Linked DNA regions of Homo sapiens: region 2 is linked to region 1. A link is an interaction called in ENCODE POLR2A ChIA-PET data of the cell type or tissue named here. Cell type or tissue: OCI-LY7. All regions are shown on one strand. Links, peaks and the distances in the headings refer to the core of each region. The heading gives the core; the rest is flanking DNA. Region 1 has its middle 48 kb from the start of MIR1270. Region 2 holds the start of LOC105372310 (a long non-coding RNA gene).

The links. Peaks named below come from ENCODE experiments on the same cell type or tissue, not always from the same donor. Only the 100,000 strongest peaks of a DNase experiment are listed, where the experiment ranks them.
Region 2: POLR2A ChIA-PET joins it to region 1 with 13 read pairs; 2 of 35 experiments call an interaction of 5 or more read pairs at or near these places.

Annotation. Positions count from the first base shown.
Region 1 is chr19:20,347,218-20,355,838 of GRCh38, reverse strand. It overlaps the pseudogene BNIP3P20. Among named protein-coding and RNA genes, the nearest start is that of MIR1270, 48 kb to the left of the region's middle. In OCI-LY7, for the core only: no CTCF peak of the experiment used is centred there; no DNase peak of the experiment used is centred there.
Region 2 is chr19:20,269,695-20,278,315 of GRCh38, reverse strand. LOC105372310 (a long non-coding RNA gene) reads left to right here and starts at 6,488. Exons shown (of 7, transcript XR_007067164.1): 1 at 6,488-6,590. LOC105372314 (a long non-coding RNA gene) reads right to left here and starts at 2,139. Exons shown (of 3, transcript XR_936407.3): 1 at 1,792-2,139; 2 at 633-710. In OCI-LY7, for the core only: no CTCF peak of the experiment used is centred there; DNase peaks (open chromatin) are centred at 3,935, 4,905, 5,855, 6,555 and 2 weaker places; H3K4me3 peaks cover 4,063 bases; H3K27ac peaks cover 5,558 bases.

The sequences.
Region 1 (8,621 bases), core at 355-8,354:
TACAGGCACGCACCACCACGCTTGGCTAATTTTGTATTTTTAGTAAAGACGGGGTTTCTCCACGTTGATCAGTCTGGTCTTAATCTCCCAACCTCCGGTGATTAGCCCGCCTCCGCCTCCCAAAGTGCTGGGATTACCGGTGTGAGCCACCGCGCCCAGACTTTGCATTAGTTTTGTAAGAATAATGGTCTCCAGCTTCATCTATGTTCTTGCAAAGGACATGATAATTATTTTTTAATGGCTACAGAGTATTCCATGATATTTATGTACCATATTTTGTTTTTACTAAATCTTTTATTTTATTTTATTTTTGGAGACAGGGTTTCATTTATTGCCCAGGCCAGAGTGCCATGGCATGATATTGGCTTACTTTAGCCTCAACCTTGGGACTAAACGTGTGTGTTACCATGCCTTGCCAATTTTTCTTTTTGTATTTTCCGTGGAGACAGGATTTTGCCATGTTGCCCAGGTTGGTCTCGAACTTCTAAGCTCAGGCAATCCACCTGCTGTGGCCTCCCAAAGTGCTGGGATTACAGGCATGAGCCACCGCATCTGACCATATTATATTTTCTTTATCCAGTCTACCACTGATAAGCATTCAGGGCCTGTCCGTGTCTTTGCTATTGTGAATAGTGCTGCAGTGAACATGCATGTGGATGTGTCTTTATAATATAAACATTTATATTTCTTTGGGTATATACCCAGTTTTGAGGCTCCTGGATCAGATGATAATTCTGTTTTTAGTTCTGTGAGGAATCGCCACACTGCTTTTTAAGTTGTTGAACTAATTTACACCCCCACCAGGAGAGTATAAGCATTCCTTTTTCTCTGCAACTTTGCCAGCATCTGTTATTTTTTGACTTTTTAAAAATAGCCATTCTGACGTGTGTGAGTGAGGTGGTTTCTCATTGTGTTTTTCTTTTAATTTCTCTAATGATTAGCAGTGACCTTTTTTTCATAATGTTTGTTAGCCACATGTATGTCTTTTGAAAAGCATCCGTTCATATTTTTTGCCTACTTTTTAATGAGGTTTCTTGGTTTTTTCTTCTAAACTCATTTCAGTTCTTAATAAATTGTGTATATTAGGCCTTTGTAAGAGGCAAAATTTGCAACTATTTTCTCTTACTCTGTAGGTTGTCTGTTTGCTCTATTCATAGTTTCCTTTCCTGTGAAGAAGCTCTTAAGTTCAAATAGGTCCCATTTGTCAATTTTTGCTTTTGTTGCAGTTGGTTTTTGTAGTTTCATCATGAAGTCTTTACCTGTTTCTGTGTCAAGAATGGTATTTCCTAGGTTATCTTGCAGGGTTTCTTTATAATTTTAAGTTTTTCATTTAAGTCTTTATTTTATCTTGAGTTGATTTTTGTATGTGGTGCAACGAAGGGGTCAAGTTTCTGTCTTCTACATAGTGTTAGCTATTATTCCAGCACCATTTATTACAGAGAAAAATCTTCCCACATTCTTCTTGTCAACTTTGTAAAAAATCTGATGGTTGTAGGAAGGTGGCATTATTTCTGGGCTCTCTATTCTGTTTAATTGGTCTTGAGTATTTATGGATTTTATGTAATATCTTTTTATCTTCTGGGTTTTTTTTCCCCATAAACCTTCTTTTTTTAATTTATTTTTTATTTTTTATTTTTCGAGACAGTGTCTCGCTCGGTTGACCAGGCTGGAGTGCAGTGGCGCGATCTCGGCTCACTGCAAGCCCTGCCTCCCGGGTTCAGGCCATTCTCCTTCCTCAGCCTCCCGAGTATCTGGGACTACAGGTGCCCACCACCACGCCTGGCTAATTTTTTGTATTTTTAGTAGAGATGCGGTTTCACCGTGTTAGCCAGGATGGTCTCGACCACCAAACCTCGTGATCTGACTGCCTTGGTCTCCCAAAGTGTTGGGATTACAGGCATGAGCCACCCCACCCAGCTTCCCCATAAACCTTCTTTCAAGTGCATACAGTGTGCAAATTTCAGATGTCCAAGGGTTCAAAAACTCATTAAAAAGTTCTGAAAAAAGGCCGGGCGCGGTGGCTCAAGCCTGTAATCCCAGCACTTTGGGAGGCCGAGGAGGGTGGATCACGAGGTCAGGAGGTCGAGACCATCCTGGCTAACACGATGAAACCCCGTCTCTACTAAAAGTACAAAAAAATTAGCCAGGCATGGTGGCGGCCGCCTGTAGTCCCAGCTACTCGGGAGGCTGAGGCAGGAGAATGGCGTGAACCCGGGAGGCGGAGCCGGCAGTGAGCTGAGATCGCGCCACTGCACTCCAGCCTGGGCGACAGAGCGAGACTCCGTCTCGAAACAAACAAACAAAAAAAAAAAAGTTCCAAAAAAAGTTTTGCTATTCCCTCTTTTGTTGAGGGATCTAGATTATATATAGATATTTTTCTCTGCTTTTGGAAATATATGTAAATCATATTAACAACTAAATAAGACTTTTGTCATTTTTTCTGTCTTCAGATTATCTGATAATTCAGATTTATTGCTTTGTTTTCGGTTCTGAAAAGTTTATTTTTTTCATTTTTAGTCCTTTAAAGTAGACAGATTTGTTTAGATAAGAGCTCATTTTAAGAGCACACAGAGGGGGGAGGGGGGAGGGATAGCATTAGGAGATATACCAAATGCTAAATGACGAGTTAATGGGTGCAGCACACCAGCATGGCACGTGTATACACATGTAACTAACCTGCACATTGTGCACATGTATCCTAAAACTTAAAGTATAATAATAATTAAAAAAAAGAGCACACAGAAGCTTAGCACAAAGATAAGATTAAATTTAGCAATACAGAATGATAAAGACTAAAAGATACTATATTTCTTTGACAGAAACCTGAAAATCCAAGGTAATTATCCAATATTTGCAGGCTGAAGTGCTTATACTGCAAAAGCAAAAACAGTTCAGGGTATAAACTAAACAGTGGAGTCTGTAGTTGTATCTTGCTTTCTATTTATTACTTCATAACAATTAGCATAATTATGTGTAATGTTTGTGGACAATCTGCATTCATGTACATTAAACTGTATTTTCTCTTTTATTTTGAGACAGAGTCTCACTCTGTTGCCCAGGCTGGAGTGCAGTGGTGTGATCTCAGCTCACTGCAACCACTGCCTCCCAGGTTGAAGTGATTCTCCTGCCTCAGCCTCCCAAGTAGCTGGAATTATACGCATGCCTCACCCTGCATGACTAAGTTTTTGTATTTATAGTAGAAATGGGGTGTTACCATGTTCACCACCTTGATCTTGAACTCTTGACCTCAGGTGATCCACCCTCCTCAGCCTCTTAAGTGCTGGGATTACAGGCATAAGCCAGAAACAGTATTTTCTACAATAGTACCAATACAAAGCTGCACTACTTACTTTGAATGAATCACTTAAATGGTTATTTTAATATTGTTATTTATACTTTTGAAATATAAAATGTTTTAACTGAAGTTTTAATTTTTTAAATGCTATCTACATTAACACTAGTTCATTAAAATTATTTATACTTTGATATTTATATTTAATATCCAAAGGAACTTTACTACCAAATTGTTACAGTAAGTAGATATTAGTGTGACATGTTTGTTACTTTATTCAATAGAGATAATTTTGAGTAAACACTATTTTAGTATATTTTATTTCACTAAATTGGTATGCTGCTATTGCAGGACAAATAAGGTTAGGTGATGTGGCCATGCAAAAACCATAATAGCTCTTCAGTTAGCTGTGTTGCAAGTTCTAACATATTCCACTATATGAACACAGTCAGATTCTATTTCTTCATCAGAAAGTGTTGTTGGAAGTTGTCAAATATATTTCAACGTAGAACCCCCATTCAATGGCTAGGAGATGAGAGAACAGCAGAGATAGAAAAGAAACTTTATAAAATTCTTCTGAAAATCTGCCCCCTTTCTTCATAATGCTCATGTTTCTCATGTTGAGAGTAGCTGTACACTTTAGGTGTTTAGAGAGAAATTTCTTTTAGGGGAATATTTTCTATCTGACATAATCAATGTTATATGTAGTCTGAGATTTTTCTTAAGATCATTTTAACTTTTTTCTCTCAGAACCATCTTGCTCCGACGGAGATCTGTTTTTCTCTCCAGTGCTTTGGGTCTCTGTTTCAGAAGCCTTATTCATAACCCTTGATTTTGGAATAAGCTGGGCTGTCACAGTGAGAACTTCTGGAGCTATCTCTATCTGGATTCATGCTGGAAAATCAGCAGTATTTTTCCCTGGTCACCATTATAAGTAGAAATGGGCTGAAACACTGCTCTCATTTCCATTATTGTGAATGTGTCATTCTACCCAGGAGGCCTGCAGGCTCTCCTCCTGCAGCTCAGGCTTCCCTCTCTGATGTGACACTAGAGTGCTGCTGTGGCAAATAGACTTCACATAAAATGTGAGCTGTGCTCTGGGCTGTTCCTCAGTGACAGATGGTAGAAGTCAAGAGGACACTAGCAACCAGGTGAAATCAAGCAGGAGTGCTGTAGCCCAGTGCCAGGGAGTACAGAACCACTGCTCTAAAATATAAATAGCCAAAAACATAGAACCCTATTCAACCATTTTTGTAGCAGAGTGAAAGCCTAGCTTCATCAGGTACCTGGCTTCAAGGTGCTAAACTACCTCCTGTTATGAAGATGTGAAAAGATTATTTATCATTGAATATAAGCAATTAGCATACACAGATGACCTCTTCAATCTCCAGGTGAATTTAGAATGAACTATGTATGACATGGTGCTGTAAATTCTACTTGTGGACTAATTATGATGTCCGTCTTTTTATTATTGCAGTCTGTTAAGCAGATTGACTATGATGCATGTCACATTCAAGTTTAATTGTGTAATAAAACCATTTTCTTTCTGTTCTATTGTGGCATTCTTCTGGGGATGGAGAAAACTTTTCTTTTAATTATTGTTTCAAAACACTGTCTAGAATTACCAGACATAATATAAACACATAAGGTGCCAACCAGAATTTACTCCAGAGGAGACTCCCTCTCAGGCTTCTAGTGAACTCACAGTTGTGCAGCACAGTGCATGCTGTCCCATAAATATGCAGGAAGAATTGTGTCTCTGCCTATTTGGTATCTATAGTCCTCTACAGTCACTTCTAGAGAGGCTAGATCAGATTTCTATAAATTTCACAATACAGTAATCAGTCATTTTACCTCTTTCACTGACTCTTGTATCTTCAGATCTGAAACTGATTCAGAGATCATGGGACCCACAAATCCAATTAAAGTAACGTGTGCATTGAGTAGACATGTAGACAAGAGGATCTCTACTTTCTTCTTCCTCCTCTTGCTAAAATGCTCACAAATTTGCAGGTAACACGTGCTGCTACTTCAGACATTCAGGCCCTAAATCTGCAGCTCCAAATTTTGAATCCCAGTCTTGAGATTGGGAAATAAAAAACGTTTATCTGAAAAATGCAAGTTCTTTTGGTTATCAAACTCAGACATTAAAATGAAAGTGCAGTTATGTCTTTCTCCCCCCTTTGAACTATGTATTTATCTCTTGAAACTGTTCACTATTGCCACAAGTAGCCATAAAATAAACTAATAATGCTGCCTTGGACCCTATATCCCATACCCTAAACCATAACCATATATTTCTAATCAATAATCAAAGTCATTTCTGTAAATAAATAAAATTTTCTGAAAAACAACTTTGTGTCAGCCCACTCTCTCTCTTTCTCTTGTTGTCTTTACAAATCTTCTTGTAACTGCTGCTAATCAAAGTGTAGATTTAAGGCAACTTGAATATTTGCTCCCAGTTTATAATCTAAAGTTGACCCAAATAAACTGTCTACTTACATTCATGTTACATCAGCTTTTTTTTTTTCCATTTAGACTTATTTAGAATGTGCTAGAGCAGCCTCTATGAGGGGATCCCTCCTTTGTACTCCACTTACTGTAACACCATAGGATGCAGAGCCAGGTTGATCCTACCTAGAATCTGCAGATAAGGTCTGCCCTCTGCCTGGAATTTACAAAAAAGGTCTGGACTTTGGACGGAGATGTACAGAAAACTAACAAAAGGCATTTTCTGCACTGTGAGATGTCAGTCTTGACATCTTAAGCTCCCATTTGGGAGTGTGGCATTTTGAGATTTTTCACATTTTGTTCATTGCCCTGCTACAGTGATGTGAGAGGATCCAGGAGGAAATAGAATGTGATGGCAGAATCTGTAAGTGTAAATAAGCATCTTAGGCATGAGAGATCGAGGCCACAAAGTATCCAGAACCATGATCACAACTAAATTTACCTGTAAAATGTGATACTGGAGTAGAGCATTTTTGTTCTTTCTTTTACCCAAGAGCTAGCAAATCAGGACGGGTGATCCAGGTTTTTGAGCTCCACCAAGGCAGTTCCATTTTTTATTTAGAATCGGCCTGAGTCTCTCCAACCTGGCTTATCACTGGGCCATCAGCCCCAGGTCAATGGGAATTCTCTCAGTCACCTAGGTGTCTTTGAAGCATTTGAGGATGTCCAGAGCAGACAAGAGTGATTACTTCTGCTTCTGTCTCAGTGTAAGAGAAATGAGTCATCCTGTGTTTGTTCATCCCCTCATATAAAAGATGTCTTTGGTTGGTACCCAGATGAGTTTCTCTAGTTTCCTGGTACTGGGATGATAAACAAGGAGAAGATCTGGAGACCCAAACAGATAAACTAGTAGCTTCCAATTTATATGGCCATTAAAAAAATACATGAAGCAGTCATGGTTCCAACAATCCAGAAACTTTCAGTCTAGACTAGCAACTGGATAAATAATTGAATTATGCATCATATGGTTGGTACAACAAATAGATGTGTCCAAAATCTTGGGCTTTATTTGCCACTTTCTTTATATTGTTGTGACTTCTGAAGTCCACAGCTGAAGGGATATTTATGAACAGAAGAATTGTTATTATAATTTTAATTTCTTTTCTTTCTTTTTTTTTTTTGGAGATGGAATCTCAATTTGTCATACAGGCTGGAGTTTAGTGGTGTGATCTCAGCTCACTGCAACCTCTGCCACTCGGGTTCAAGCAATTCTCCTTCCTCAGCCACTCAAGTAACTGGGATTACAGGTGCCTGCCACCGCACCCGGCTAATTTTTGTATTTTTAGTAGAGACGAGGTTTCACCATCTCAGTCAGGCTGGTCTTGAACTCCTGACCTCATGATCCACCTGCCAAAGCCTCCCAAAGTGCTGGGATTACAGGCATGAGCCACCGCACTGGGCCATATAATTTTTATTCTTTCACCTTGTTAAGTGTATGTATTTATTTTCTAATAAAATTACCCTAGAAAAACTGAAGGGATTTGTTTAAATTGCATATTATCATGTAGTATAAAGTTGACAGGGCATTGGCTAGAAAAGATTAAAATTACAGACTCTGGGATTTAAGTTTCTTTTAGGTAAGATTAGAAAAAAGAAAACGGAAATCTCCCAATGACATAGAGAACAGAATTCTACATAGGGTTTACTTCCTGGCCCAGTTCTTTCAGATTGACCTTTTCTGGAGGCCTTATTTAGTTCTGACCCTACCCTGGAGTCTTGCCTCACAGAACTGATTAGAAGAGATCAGAGTTTCAGCTGGTGAATCCTGCTGCCTTTCTAGAGCTGGTGCTAACAATTTCCTGAAACCCAAAAGCAGATAAATGAGAAAAATAAAGTATGTATTGTAGGGTCTTAGTTTTTAAATTTTCTATGAAAACCACTATTTGCAGAAACATTCTATTTAGGAACTTGTTTTCTATTCCTGCATATCCAGTAGTTGCTCCACAAGTCACAAAAAAGTAAATATAGACAGAATGAAATTTTCTCTAAACTACATTAAACTCTACCTTTTTATATCTCTTATATCTGTCTCTATTTAGCTTTTATTCTTGATAGTTTTTTAAAATTTTGATGATAGGGAAATGCAAGAAGAAATAAAAATGCTGGGCCTTTTATATAAATACTGAAATTTATTAAAACCTTAGTACAAGCTCCCAGGGTGTTATGAGAATTACATAATGTTATTCCCAGTGCTGTGCTCTGTATCATACTCTTGAGCACACAGTACCTGCTTAATGAACATTGCATGAGTAAATGTGTACAAGTTGTTTTCTAAATACAGACTTATTCAGACATTGCTGCCCTCTGTTTCCTCTGTAAACTTTAAAGAGCCAGCAACTTATACAAAATTTTAATCTTTTTAAAATAATGGCTGTTGTTGTTTTAAGATAAGATTTTTACCATCACACAGGATGGAGTGTAGTAGCATAAGTTTGGCCCACTGTAGCCTCAGCCTCCTGGGCTCAAGTGATCTTTTTACCTCAGTTTTCTGAGTAGCTAGGACTACAGACATGCACTACCACATCTGGCTAATTATTTGCTTGTTTGTAGTGTTTGGATCTGACTATATTGCCCAGACTAGTCTCAAACTTTTGGCCCCAATGCATCCTCTAACCTCGGTCTCCCAAAGTGTTAGGATTATAGGCAAGAGCCACTGCACCCAGTCAGTATTTTTAAATTTAATAAAACTTGGTATATGTCATAACAGAATACACCAGATGCAAATAAGAATATTGTGTATCATCTTGGTTTTGACTGGAGCGTTTTGTGTGTGTCTGTGAAGCCTAGATGGTCTATAATACAGTTTGGATGTCCATGT
Region 2 (8,621 bases), core at 149-8,148, 77 kb after region 1:
CTTCAGGTTTGTACTTGTCTAACCTGCATTTGAGGTTGTAATGTTACAGGCATCTGAACTGCTGGAAGAGGAGTTGGCCATCATGGTTTAGACTCTGATGGCCCCACTAATTCTGGACCTTTTTCTTCTAATTCTAATGTTTCAGGATATATTACCTCCTGTAATTGACTGTAGTCAACATTTTGCATTGACTGAGTCATTACAGACTCTGCTACATATTTACAATGTGAACTTTCCGTTCCTTTCTAGGATTCTATCCCTGCCTCTTCTTCACAATCTATTACACAGCTTTCAGGGGCATCAGAAACTGAAACTATCTTCTCCTGTTTGAAACAGTTCTAAAGCTGCTTTAATAAGGGCCCAATCATTCCATACTGTAAGTGGGATGATTTTACCCTCCCTACTTGCTTGTTTAATTCTTTGCCAATTTTTTCCCAATCTTTTAGATCTAAAGTTCCCTGTTCTGGAAACCATGGGCAGAATTGTTCTATTGTTTGAAGTAGCGTGATTAGATTTTCTGTAGAGACTCTAACTCCCCCTCTTCTTAAAAGAATTTTAATAAAGCTAAGAGGCATATTTACTTTCAGTTTATCCCATTGTTACCCTAGGTTCTTCTGAGCGCACAAGCTTACCGCAAGGCTGACCATAGATGTACTCGGGAATCTCTCATCAACTTGTCCTCAATGACCACGCTCTGGCATACCTTCAACCTAAAGAAAAGCACCCACATTGGGCACCAGATGAAGGGGTGTCCTGCCCCTCCAAACCTGTGGGTGTTTCTCATCAAGTGGGATGAGAGACTGAGAAAAGAAATAAGACACAGAGACAAAGTATAGAGAAAGAACAGTGGGCCCAGGGGACCGGCACTCAACATACAGAGGACCCGCGCTGGCACTGGTCTCTGAGTTCCCTCAGTATTTATTGATCACTATCTCTACCATCTCAGAGAGGGGGATGTGGCAGGACTATAGGGTAATGGTGGGAAGAGGGTCAGCAGGAAAACACGTGAGAAAAGATCTCTGTGTCATAAATAAGTTAAGGAAAGACACTGTGCGTTGATGTGCACGTAGGCCAGATTTATGTTTGACTTTACACAAACATCTCAGTGCATTAAGGAGCAGTACTGCCGCCAGCACATCTCACCTCCAGCCATAAGGCAGTTTTCTCCTATCTCAGTAAATAGAATGTGTGATCAGGTTTTACACCAAGACATTCCATTCCCAGGGACAAGCAGGAGACAGATGCCTTCCTCTTGTCTCAACTGCAAAGAGGCCTTCCTCTTTTACTAATCCTCCTCAGCACAGACCCTTTATGGGGGTCAGGCTGGGGGATGGTCAGGTCTTTCCCTTCCCATGAGGCAATAACTCAGGCTATTATATGAGGAGAAACCTTGGACAATACCTGACTTTCCTAGGCAGAGATCCCTGCCAACTTCCATAGTGTATTGTGTCCCTGGGTACTCGAGATTAGAGAATGGTGATGACTTTTAACAAGCATACTGCCTTTAAGCACTTTTTTAACAAAGCTCATCCTGCATAGCCCTAAATCCATTAAACCTTGAGTCAACACAGCACATGTCTCAGGAAGCATAGGGTTGGGGCTAGGGTTACAGATTAACAGCATCTCAAGGCAGAAGAATTTCTCTTAGTACAGAACAAAATGGAGTCTCATGTCTACTTCTTTCTACATAGACACAGTAGCAGTCTGATCTCTCTTTTCCCCACACCCCTCCCCCGGGATCTTGGCAGGCTTAAGCAGATTCTAGGAGAGAGGCTGTTGAGAATTGCTCACCTCCAGGGTTCAGATCTCAGGCTCCAGTGGCAAGGGTTCACAAGTGGAATCTTCTGAACTGTGGGTTGCACAGTTCCATGGAAAAAGCAGTTTCCCAGGCTGGGTAGCCCGCTCAGTCACAGCCTCCCTTGGCAGGAAAATGGCTGTGGCAGGACCCAGGCCTCCCCATAGTCAGCTCCACAATCTGCTTTCCGAGTTCTCCTTGCCCAGCTCAGCCTCAGTACCCTTCAGCCATAAGATGGCCGCTATGCTGACAGCTGGGCTCCCGGCCGTCCTTTCTCTTCCCTGCTCAGTGACTGTGCCCTGGCCTGGAGCCCTCTCCAGGTGACTCTGCACCCGCAGTGTGGCATCTCTCCCAGATTGTGTGGGGACTAGGGGAGGCTGAGGGGGGCAGATCACTTGAGGTCAGGAGTTGAAGACCAGCTTGGACAAAATGGGGAAACCCCATCTCTCCTAAAAATACAAAAATTAGCTGGGTGTGATGGCGAATGTCTGTAGTCCTAGGTACTCGGGAGGCAGAGAAAAGAGAATGGCTTGAACCTGGGAGGCCGAGGTTGTTGTCAGCTGAGATCATGCCACTGCACTCCAGCCTGGGCGACAGAGCAAGAGTCTGTCTTAAAAAAAAAATTTTGGGAGTCACTGTAAAAATATCAAATAATTTTTTTTTTTTGAGACGGAGTCTCGCTCTGTCACCCAGGCTGGAGTGCAGTGGCGCAATCTCGGCTCACTGCAAGCTCCATCTCCTGGGTTCACACCATTCTCCTGCCTCAGCCTCCTGAATAGCTGGGACTACAGGCTCCTGCCACCGTGCCTGGCTAATTTTTTGTATTTTTAGTAGAGAGGCAGTTTCACCGTGTTAGCCAGGATGGTCTCGATCTCCTGACCTTGTGATCTGCCCGCCTCAGCCTCCCAAAGGGCTGGGATTACAGGCTTGAGCCACCGTGCCCAGCCTCAAAAAGAGAGATTCAAGAATTGTAGACCAGCTAGCTATAGTTTGTAGTTTGTTCTCCGTGGGAGGGTCTTGAAGAAAAGACATTTATAAGGTGCATGAAGAAGAAAACCAAATTCAATAATTGGTTAGATGCAGTTACGTAGTTTCTTAATTGGTACAATCAAGGTGGAAATTCCCTGGTTATTTAATCAGAGTTTAAGTGGTAGTTTATAGTTGTTTAAGCTTGAATTTTGTTCCCCTAATGTAGTAATTTACCAAAAAATGCACTTGAGTTTAGATTTTTTTTTTTTTAGAAGTAGGAATCTGGGTACTAGAGCATCCTCAGTCTAATTGCCTGCCACTTAATTATTTTCACATCCCACAGGGGACTGATTTTTCCTGGCATTTTTCACATGTGCCCCAAGCAGCGCCTCAAGTGTACCCCATGTTCCTCAATTAATCATTTTATACAAAGCATGGCATAACAGTATTGAAGAGATTTTTTTCTGTTTGTAAATATTTTCCCTGAGAAGAAAGCAAAGAATAATCCCCTGACACTGTATTGTAAAAATATCTGTCCCTCTTTTGCTTTTTTTTTTCCAGAGAACTTACCAGAATGTTTTTAGGTTAAGATTACCCTTTGGAAACTTCATAGGGTGATGTGTCCTCAGCTATCCTTCAGTTTTTTTTTTCTGGGCCTGGGTTTTAGTACTTTCTGGGGATAAACCAAGATACCCACTATGGCTATGGCTATGTGTCTAGTGACTATTGTCTCTTGGGTCATTTTCTCCCATAGAACCACCTGAAGTATGGAGTGTAGCCTCTCAAGGGAGCAGGTGGCAGCCTTGGAGGTGAAAGGCATCTCCTGGTGCATGTTTGTTTTTATTTTTCTTTTTCTTTTTTTAAAGCTAACCCCTTGAGACATGAAGATTTTCTTCACCCAACCTAGCTTCCATTTTTTGGATACACATTGCTGGTCAGCCAATCAAATGCTGGTATTGAGGGCAAAACAAATAATTTCTGCCCCCTGGATTTTCTTGAGTGGGGGCAGAAAAACAGTGAAATAAAAACAGTGAAAATTTTGTAATAAAAATAAAAAATTCCAAAAGACAAAAAAACTGACCCCAGTGAGATGGCATAAAAACAAAGTAAAATGCACCTGGGGCACTCACTGGGGCATAGAGCAGTGTCTCCTGGGAGGGTGGTTATTGAGCATGTAAGTGAACAGGATGGGTTGGATGATTGGGTCTGTACATTGAAAAGATTTCTTTACTTATTTTGACCTCAGGTTTTTTCGTTTTTTCGGGTTTTTTTTTTTTTTTTTTTTTTTTTTGACGGTTTCACTCTGTTACACAGGCTGCAATGCAGTGGCTTGATCTCGGCTCACTGCAACCTCCCCCTCCTGGGTTCAAGTGATTCTCATTCCTTGGCCTCCCAAGTAGCTAGGTGCACAACACTTTGCCTGGCTAGTTTTTGTGTTTTTAGTAGAGAGGGACCAGGCTGCTCCAAAACTTCTGGTGTGAAGTGATCTCCCTGCCTTGGCCCCCAAAGTGTTGTGATTACAGGCATGAGCCACTGCACTGAGCTGTATCAGTATTTTTTACTGTGATTTGCATTTTATTAGTAGGGGCTGAAAAATAAGAAAATATTTACAAAAGACATAATAGAGATGAGTTTCAAAAATTAGTATTTAATCATATATTCTATTAGTTAATAATTCTTATTTACCTTTTTCTTTCCCAGAGTAACCTTAGGAATATTTTCAGGTGTTTTTCTGTTTGATTGTTTGTTTTTGTTTGAGATGGAGTCTAGCTCTGTCAACCAGGCTGAAGTGCAGTGGTGTTGGTAGAAGAGCTGAGGCAGGACTGGCTTGTCTGTCATAATATAAAAGAGTCTTGGAAGATGTCCTGGGTCCAGGGTCTAAAATCCCTCATGGCCTTTGGAACATCAAACTCTGTGCCAAATGGTGGAAGGCTGCCCTGACAAAACACAAATCTGAGCCCAGGGCATAAAACCCCTCACGGCTTGGATGGAATCCAAGGCTCAGGGCATAAAACCCCTCGTGGCCTCTAGAATGTGCACAGACTTGTTGGTTGCTCTCCCAGGCTCATAAATATGTTCTCCATTATCTCAAGCAGCAGAGCATACTCTTTATGTGTCAAAGAAAATGCTAAACCGTCACAGCTACACTTGATGCACTGTTACCTTTCTACCCTCACGTCCTTATGTCCTCACCTGTTTACCCCCACATCCACACATCCTCACCACCTGCTTCTTTGTTTGATCACCAATAAATAGTGTGGGCTTCCAAAGCTTGGGGCCCTCACAGTTTCCATACTAGCTTTGGCCCTCTGGACCCACCTTATGTACTCTTAACCTGTCTTTTCTCATTCCTTTGACTCCACTGGACTTCATAGCCACAATGGTCTGGTATTGGGTCTGATCACCCCAACAAGTGGCATGATCTCAGCTTTGCCACCCGGGTTCAAGGGAATCTCCTGCCTCAGCCTTTTGAGTAGCTGAAATTACAGGTACCATGCCACCATGCCCGGCTAATTTTTTAATTTTTAGTAGAGACAGGTTTCACCATGTTGGTCATGCTGGTCTCGAACTCCTGACCTCGTGATCTGCCTGCCTCAGCCTCCCAAAGTGCTGAGATTACAGGCATGAGCCCCCATGCCTGGCCAGGTGTTTTCTATGGCTGAGTGATTTCAAACAGAATTCCAAGCCTTAGCTTTAAGAATGCTAGCTATCAGCCAAGCGCAGTGGCTCATGCCGGTAATCCTAGCACTTTGGGAGGACGAGGCGGATGCATCACAAGGTCAAGATTTCAACACCAGCCTGTCCAAGACAGTGAAACCCTGTCTCTACTAAAAATACAAAAATTATCCAGGCGCGATGGCAGGCACCTGTAATCTCAGCTACTTGGGAGGCTGAGGCAGAGAATTGCTTGAACCTGGGAGGTGGAGGTTGCCGTGAGCCAAGATCACACCACTGCACTCCAGCCTGGGCAACAGAGATAGACTCCATAAAAAAAAAAAAAAAAGAAAGAAAGAAAATCTCTCTTCTGTTTTGACTGTAGACAATAAACATATTTCCACAGGAAAATGTGGTAGATAATTGATGAGTTACATAGACTTGTCAAAACATCAGTTCCTCTTTTTGCAGGGTAAATTTGTGACAGTGAATATCTCAGTTCTATATCATGTTGTCTTGATTTCTGAATTAAATGCTAAATTATATGTGATGAAACATGGTATCTTCTACAAGTTTTCTCATATGACTAATTTTTTACTACATTATTTTTAATAGAAATAATAAAATAATACATATATTGTCTGAAAGAAGTAGATATATTTGCTTTTCTTATGGAGGAATAAAATGTAAGCATCTTAGCCAGGTACACTGGCTCATAACTGTAATCCCAACACTTTGGGAAGCCTAGGCGGTTTGATCACTTAAGGTCAGGAGTTTGAGACCAGCCTGCCCAACATGGCGAAACCCCGTCTCTACTAAAATTACAAAAATTAGCCGAGTGTGGTGGCGCATGACTGTAGTCCCAGCTACTTGGAAGACTGAGGCAGGAGAATGGCTTGAACACGGGAGGTGGAGGCTGCAGTGAGCTGAGATTGTGCCATTGCACTCCAGCCTGGGTGACAGAGAGAGACTCCATCTCAAAAAAAAAAACCATTAAAAAAAAGTGAGCACTTTAAATTTCCTTCCCTTATGTAAACACTTTGAGTAGTTTCACCGGATTTTTCAGTTAGTTTCAACACCAAGTGAATACCTCTGACATGGAAATTAAAGTTTTAACCAAGAGACTCCAAGCTAAGGCTAATATTAAGCCAGAAAGAGGAAGTTATTAAAGGTCCAGTTCGTTTTTCTTTTTTTTTAATTTCTTCTTCTTTGTTTTTTTTTTTTTGACAAAGTCTCACACTGTCACCTCGGTTGGAGTACACTGGCGTGATCTCGGCTCACTGCAACCTCTGCCTCCTGGGTTCAAGTGACTCTCTTGCCTCAGCCTCGTGAGTAGCTGGGATTACAGGTGCCTGCCACGACACCTGGCTAATTTTTTGTATTTTTAGTAGATACAGGGTTTCATTATGTTGGCCAGGCTGCTCTCAAACGCCTGACCGTGTGATCCACCTGCCTCAGCCTCCCAAAGTGCTGCAATTACAGGCGTGAGCCACCGCATCTGACCATACCACATTTTCCTTATCCAGTCTATCATAGATAGCCATTCAGGACCCGTCCATGCCTTTGCTATTGTGAATAGTGCTGCAATAAACATGCATGTGGATATGTCTTTATAATAATTTATATTTCTTTGGGTATATACCCAATTATGAGGTTCCTGAGTCAAATGATAATTCTGTTTTTAATTCTGTGAGGAATCACCACACTGCTTTTTACAGCTGTTGAACTAATTTACACTCCCACCAGCAGAGTATAAGCATTCCCTTTTCTCTGCAACCTTGCCAGCATCTGTTATTTTTTGACATTTAAAAAATAGCCATTCTGATGGGTATGATGCAGTATCTCATTGTGGTTTTTCTTTTAATTTCTCTAATAATTAGCAATGAGCATTTTTTTCACATGCTTGTTAACTGCACATTTGTCTTCTTTTGAAAAGAATATGTTCATTTTTTTTCTACTTTTTAATGAGGTTGTTTGTTTTTTTTCTTGTAAACTTGTTTGAGCTCTTAATAAATTCTGGATATTAATCCTTTGTCAGAGGCAAAGTTTGCAAATATTTTCTTTTATTCTGTAGGTTGTCTCTTTACTCTGTTGATAGTTTCCTTTGCTGTGAAGAAGCTCTTTAGTTTAAATAGGTCCCATTTGTCAATTTTTGCTTTTGTGGCAATAGCTTTTGGAAGCTTCATCATGAAGTCTTTGCCAGTTTCTATGTCTAGAACAGTATTTTTTAGGTTATATTGCAGGGTTTCTTATAATTTTAAGTTTTACATTTAAGTCTTTAATTTATCTTGAGCTGATTTTTGTATATGGTGTAATGAAGGGGTCCAGTTTCTGTCTTCTACATAGTGCTAGGTAGTTATTCCAGCATCATTTATTAAAGAGAGAATTCTTCCCACTTTTCTCTTGTCAGGTTTGACAAAAATCTGATGGTTGTAGGAGGGTGGCATTATTTCTGGTCTCTCTATTCTGTTGCAAAGGTCTTTTGCATGCATGGATTTTTTTATAACATCATTCTCTCTTGTGTTTTTCTCCCATAAGCATCACCTTAAGTGCATATAGTGTGCAAAATTCAGGTGTCCAAGAGTTCAAAAACTCTTTAAAAAGTATCAAAAAGCTATTTTACTATTCTCTCTTTTCTTAAGGCATTTTGATTATATGTAGATATTTTTCTCTGCTTTTTTGAAATATATGTAAATTATATTAACAGTTAAATAAACCTTTAGTCATTTTTTCAGACTCCAGATTATCTTTATCTAGTACTTCAGGTTTTTTGCTTTCTTTTTGCTTCTGAAAAGTTTATCTTTTTCATTTTTAGTCCTTTAAAGTAGACACAGATGGTTTAGATAAATGCTCATTTTAAGAGCACACAGATGCTTAGCACAAAGATAGGATTAAATTTTGCAATACAGAATGATAAAGACTGAAAGATACTAAGTTTCTTTGAAAGAAATCTGATTATCCAAGGTAATTACCCAATATTTGCAGGCTGAAGGACTTATACGGTGAAAGCAAAAACAGTTCAGTGCATAAACTGAACAGTAGAGTCTGTAGTTGTATCTTGCTTTCTATTTATTACTTCAGAACGATTAGCATAGTTATGTGTAGGGTTTGTAAACAAATTGCATTCATATACATTAAACAGTATTTTATTTTTTTTGAGACAGAGTCTCACCATGTCGTCCAGGTTGGAGTGCAGTGGCAT